2 separate regions of the Homo sapiens genome follow, and region 2 is linked to region 1. The links are chromatin contacts, found by Hi-C or POLR2A ChIA-PET in ENCODE. All regions are on one chromosome and are shown on one strand. Each heading gives the region's core, a stretch centred on a gene start or an enhancer-like site at or near the end of the contact. The rest is flanking DNA. Distances are from core to core; before and after follow the strand shown.

Region 1 (2,846 bases), core at 17-2,516:
GAGACCAGCCTAGGCAACATGGAGAAACCTCAGGTCTATGAAAAAAAAGAAAAAAATCAGCTGGGTATGGTGGCATATGCTTGTAGTCCCAGCTACTAGGGAGGCTGAGGTGGGTGGATGGCTTGAGCCCAGGAGATCGAGGCTGCAGTGAGCTGTGATCATGCGACTGCACTCCAGCATGTCTCAAAAAAAAAAAAAAAAAAAAAAGTAAATGGAACATGAAACATTAATGTTTCTACTGTCACATGGCTCAATTTCTTCTAGAATTCTTAATAGTACCAAGCAAATAAGATGTTAAAGTAGATTTTTTTTTAAGCTAGTTATATCCTATTCCTAAAGAATGCTCTTTAAAAAATAAAATTTTATGGCCAGGTGTGGTGGTTCACACCTGTAATCCCAGCACTTTGGGAGGCCTAGGCTGGCGGATCGCCTGAGGCCAGGAGTTCAAGACCAACCTGGCCAATATGGTGAAACCCTGCCTCTACTTAAAAAATACAAAAATTAGCCAGGTGTGGTAGCGGGTGCCTGTAGTCCCAGCTACTCAGGAGGCTGAGGCAGAGGAATCGCTGGAACCCGGGAGCAGGAGGTTGCAGTGAGCTGAGATCATGCCACTGCACTCCAGCCTGGGTGACAGAGTGTGACTCCATCTCAAAAAAAAAAAAAAAAAACAAAAACAAAAAAAAAACAAGAAAAGAAAAGAGAGAGGAAAGAAAGAAAGAAAGAAAAAGAAAAAAGAAAGAAAGAGAAAGAAAGAAAGAGAAAAGGAAAGGAAAAGAAAGGAAAGGAAAGGAAAAGAAAGGAAAGGAAAGGAAAGGAAAGAAAGATCTTTTAGGACAAACTCTGGACGTGAGGACCTCTTACACGGTGCTCATGTTCAAGCTTAAGGCATTACTTTTTGTAGTGTGTTTGGGGTGGAGGTGGAGGTTGAAGTTTGTGTCCCTCAATGACTGTATAGTTTTGCACACCCTCCCCACCCCACCCCCAGCTTGACATCATGGTCTTAATACAGTTAGAGACCTCATTCATTGCAATTTGACTGCTGCTTGAGCCGGAACTGTAAGATTCAGAGCTCTTTGCATACTTAGAGGTATGAATAGTGCGGTAACAATGAGGAAAGAAAGTAAGCTAAATTCTCAAACATTGTGTCATTTAGCATGAAGGTTTAAGATTGAAACTTTCTGCCTGAGGGAAGCAGAAAAAAAATGAGTTTGTACAGAAGGTTTCCAGTTTCTGAATGTAAAAGGCACACTAAAAATAGCTAAAGGGACTGAGTCGCCTAGAGGCTTCTTGAGTTGCCCAGTGGGAGTTCCTGCTCGGAGAAGCTGTCCTTCAAAGCTGCTGCTGGAAACAGCCCTGAGACCGTTGGTGTGTGATGCAGAGCTCTCCTGGGTGGATTTCATTTGGTCACAAGGAAGCAGGAGATGAAGCAGATGGAGATGTTTCTTCATGGAAGGATCCCCTAGGGGAAGAAATGTTCTACCTCTGACAGAGGCTGACAGTCCAGAAGGTAGAGGCACATTGTGGGCTCAGAGACCAGATCTTGCTGAAATCAGGGTCAACCAATCGCAAATGGGCACTAACCTCAAAGAAAGAGTCCTTTCTTTCCATGGCCACTGATACGGTGTCATTTAAGACCCTGATTTTTTCTTGTCTGGGCTATTACCACAGCCTCCTCTCTAGGCCCTCTGTCTCCAGTTTCCCCTCCTTCTCCAATTCATCCTACATATGGACTCTGGTGGGATTTTTCTGTAGCCTAATTCAGTTCAGGTGCTTCTATGTTTAACTTAATTTAATTTTTTAACAAATCAGACAACCAACTAACCAACCAATTTACCAAGCAAGCAAGCAAACAAAAACCCTCCAGTGGTTCTTCATCTTTTATTGACTTGACCTAAGCATCTTACCCAGTCCTGTTAACTAGTTCTGTCTTTTTAATCACATCAGTCACCACTTATTTATTTACTCCACTGAAAGCTGCAGAGAGAGGGGTGGGGGCATTTTCCTGTCTCTTTGGGGTGTCAGAGACTGTCATAGTTAGGTTTCTAAACCCCCATAGTGTTTAGTATAGTGTAATTCCCAGAATCAGGATTCAAGAAAAAGCCTTTGAGGGTATATTTACAAAATAATTGCAGGCAGGGCCTTGTCTGTCTGTACACCCATGTCCATAGCAGCATTATTCATAATAGTCAAAAGGTGGAAGCAATTCGAGAGTTCACTGATGGATGAATGGATACACAAAACATGGCACACATACAATGAAATATCATTCAGCCTTAGGAAGAAAGGAAGTTCGGATGCATGCTACAAAATGGATGAACCTTGAGGACATTATATTAAGTGAAATAAGCCAGTCACGAAAGGGCAAATACTGTGTGATTCTACTAATATGAGGTACCTAGGGGAGTCATATTCATAGAGGAGAGAGAAAGTGGTCACCAGGGGTTGGGGAAGTGGGGAATCAGAAGTTAGTTTTTAATAGGCAGAGAGTTTCAATTTTGCAAGATGGTCGCACAACAATATGAATGTACTTAATGCCACTGACCTGTTCCCTTAAACATGGTTAAGATGGTAAATTTTAAGTTACGTGTATTCTACTAATTTTTTCTAAGAAGAAAAGAAGGAATAACCCTGGAATGTTGAATCAAGGAGTTGGTGAGTGATTTCTCCTACACATTTGGGATCCTGCTCTTTCAACCTAATGGTTATACTTTTGAACATGCAAATCAAAGCAGTCACCATTCCCTCTTCTCCTCAAACAACCCTACAGTCGCTTCCCACCTAGAATGAGTCTGATATTCATGGCTGATTGTCCTACCTGGCCTGGGGTGCCCACCTGTCCTGCCTCC
Region 2 (2,836 bases), core at 6-2,505, 170 kb after region 1:
TGGGACTTTGTGAGTCCAAAGGATCTGTTTGCAAAAGGGCCGGAACCATGGACCTTTATGGTGGGAAGAGGCCAGAGGCCCCGCAGGGCCCTCAGGAGCTGGCCAGTCAGCACCACCTTCTCGGCTGTTCTTTGGGGTCTGGCATCTTGCTTCAGAGCCAAGTCCAGTTCACACCCTCCTCGCCTCTCCTGTGCTGTGGGAGGATCCGAAATGGAGATTCTGTTCCCTTCAGCTTCCACAGCAAGAGCAAGGTGCTATTTCAAAGAGGGATCAGGCGCTGGGCAGTCAAGAACACAAACAACCCAACAAATGTCCTCTGTGCTTATGAGATTTCCATAAAGAAATTTTAAATCATTTTGTGGAGGTTGGGCTCGATGGCTCACACCTGTGATCCCAGAGCTTTGGGAGGCCAAGGAGGAAGATCACTTGAGTGCAGGAGTTTGAGACCAGCCTGGGCGACATAGCAAGACCTTGTCTCTAAAAAAATAAAAAAATTAGCCAGGTGTGGTGGCGCATGCCTATGGTTCCAGCTACTTGGGAGGCTGAGGGAGGCAGATTGCCTGAGCCCAGGAGGTTGAGGCTGCAGCAAGCCGAGATAGTGCCACTGCACTCCAGCCTGGGCGACAGTGAGACCCTATCTCTTAAAAAAAAAAAAATCAGCTTGTGGGGCAACCATTTATTAATTAAACTGCTTTATTGAGATATAATTCACACATCATAAAATTCACTCATCTAATTATGCAGTGTATTGAGTTTTAGTATATTCACAGAATGGTGCAACCACCACCACATTCTAATTTTAGGACAAACCATTTGTTTTCAAAATTGAAGATAAAGAATTCCATGTTATGCAACCTTGGCTAGATTTAGAAACACATCTGTTCTATGGGGTAGTAAGTCTCTGGCCATGAATTCCTCCTGCCTAACTCTATCCTTGAAGGCTCAAGAGGAGCAGGAGCTCAGGGTCTGTACGGCAGGTGTGGGTTCTTAGGGACGGCTCTGACTTGGTGTGGCAAGGCGGCCAGCAGGTCACTTCATGCCCTCTAGCTCCAAACGATCACATTCTGAAAGAAAGGAGAGAGCAGAGATTTCCCAGAGCTTTTTGCCTCTTTCATCAGCAGCAGACGGAAGTCCTGGTCTCCTCTCTTGTACCCTCCGTCTTGGCTTCACTTTTCCTCTTTAAAGGAGCCCAGAGAAACATTCTTTAATTGCTACCCAGACCCGCCTCTAGAGGGCAGACAATTCCCCAGCTGAGCGGGGACACAGACTGCATCTCAGAGCCGCCCCGCTGTTCCATCCGCAGGAACTCTTTTCTAGGATTTTCTGCTTTTGGGTCCCTCCTAGGTTTGCCGCAGCGCATCCCCGTGCTGGCCACCTTCTGGCGCGGTGGGGAGTGGAGGTGTTGTGGTTGTGGCTGTTTTCTTTCTGGAAAGAAATCTCTCAACCTACCCCTCCCGCAACCCCAACTCAGGTTTAGAATGTATCGAAAGGACCGCAAGAGAGTTCTAACCATTTTATTTCATACACGTTACCCTTCATAGTCCCTTTAAAAATTTCGATAAAATGCGCGTGCCATAAAATTTACCATTTAAACTATTTTTAAGCGTACAGTTCTGTGGCATTAAGTACGTTCACATTGTTCAACAATCGCTACCAGGTTTTTTTCATCTTTGCAAACTGAAACTATATGCCCACTAAACAATAACTCTCCATTTCCCCTCTCCCCAGCCACTGGCAACCAGCATTCTACTTCTGTCTCTATGAGTTTGACTACTCCAGGAACCTCATATAAGTGGAATCAGACAGCATTTGTCCTTTTGTGACTGGCTTATGTCACCCAGCAGTGTCTTCAAGATTCAACATATTGTAGCATGTGTCAGAATTCTTTCCCCCTTCCCCCTCCATCCTCCATCCTCCATCCTCCATCCTCCTCCTGCTCCTTCCTCTTCCTCTTCTTCTTCTTCTTCTTTCTTCTTCCTCTTCCTCTTCCTCTTCCTCTTCTTCTTCTTCTTCTTCTTCTTCTTCTTCTTCTTCTTCTTCTTCTTCTTCTTCTTCCTCTTCTTCTTCTTTCTTCTTCCTCTTTTCCTCTTTTTTTTGAGACAGGGTCTTGCCTTGTTGCCCAGGCTGGAGTGCACTCGTGTGATCATAGCTCATTGCAGACTAGAACGCTTGGGCTCAAAGGATCCTCTTGCCTCCCGAATAACCAGGGGTACAGGCATGCACCACCATGCGTAGCTAATTTTTGAATTTTTATTTTTGTAAAGAGAGGGACTCACTATGTTGCTCATGCTTGTCTGGAACTCTTGGCTTCAAGGGACCCTCCTGCCTCCACCTCCCAAAGTGCTGGGATTATGGGTGTGAGCCACTACACCTGGCTCAGATTTTCTTTCTTTTTAAAGTGGAATAATATTCCACTGTATGGCCATGCCACATTTTTTTCATCCATTCTTCTGTCAATGGGCACTTGGGCCGCTTCCACTTTTGGTTGTGAATAGTGTTGCCACGAATGTGGGTGTGCACATATCCCTTTGAGTCCATGTTCTCAACTCTTTTGGGTTTTCATGGTCATTTTTGCCCAATGGGAGAATAAGATGAATCTACCCTAAGGCAGGGCTTCCCCACTTTTTCGTGTCCTGGCTTACAAAGGAAATATCTGTTTGTCTCCCTGGGATTTGGAGCCTCAACAGGGTAGTGGAGGTAACTAGCCCAGCATCCTGCTGCCCCAGCTGCCCCCTCCCAGACATGCCTGGACACATGGGGTAGGGGAGCTCTCTGCTCTGGATAACGAGATTCTCCAGGTTTAGAGCCCATGTGTCAAGTGGTACGTGTGGTGCAT

The links. Hi-C counts contacts between places; a loop is a spot of excess contacts on that map. ChIA-PET counts read pairs that join two places held with the same protein, here RNA polymerase II (POLR2A). Pooled maps may share reads with other maps.
Region 2: a pooled map shows a loop between it and region 1 (3-fold over the local background). The contact joins two enhancer-like sites. A Hi-C loop is called at or near these places in 1 of 168 maps with a recorded cell type or tissue (K562) and 7 of 50 pooled maps. POLR2A ChIA-PET finds 5 or more read pairs at or near these places in 4 of 52 experiments (GM12878, T-cell, WTC11 and 1 more).

What each region holds. Positions count from the first base shown.
Region 1 is chr1:234,493,816-234,496,661 of GRCh38, reverse strand. No RefSeq gene overlaps it. Among named protein-coding and RNA genes, the nearest start is that of TARBP1, 16 kb to the right of the region's middle. RefSeq lists an enhancer at 1,318-1,527. Within about 2 kb of position 1,266, at least 10 of the 41 ENCODE cell types and tissues checked have a DNase peak (open chromatin) inside an H3K27ac peak, as active enhancers do.
Region 2 is chr1:234,325,195-234,328,030 of GRCh38, reverse strand. No RefSeq gene overlaps it. Among named protein-coding and RNA genes, the nearest start is that of MIR4671, 20 kb to the right of the region's middle. RefSeq lists an enhancer at 1,280-1,449. Within about 2 kb of position 1,255, at least 5 of the 41 ENCODE cell types and tissues checked have a DNase peak (open chromatin) inside an H3K27ac peak, as active enhancers do.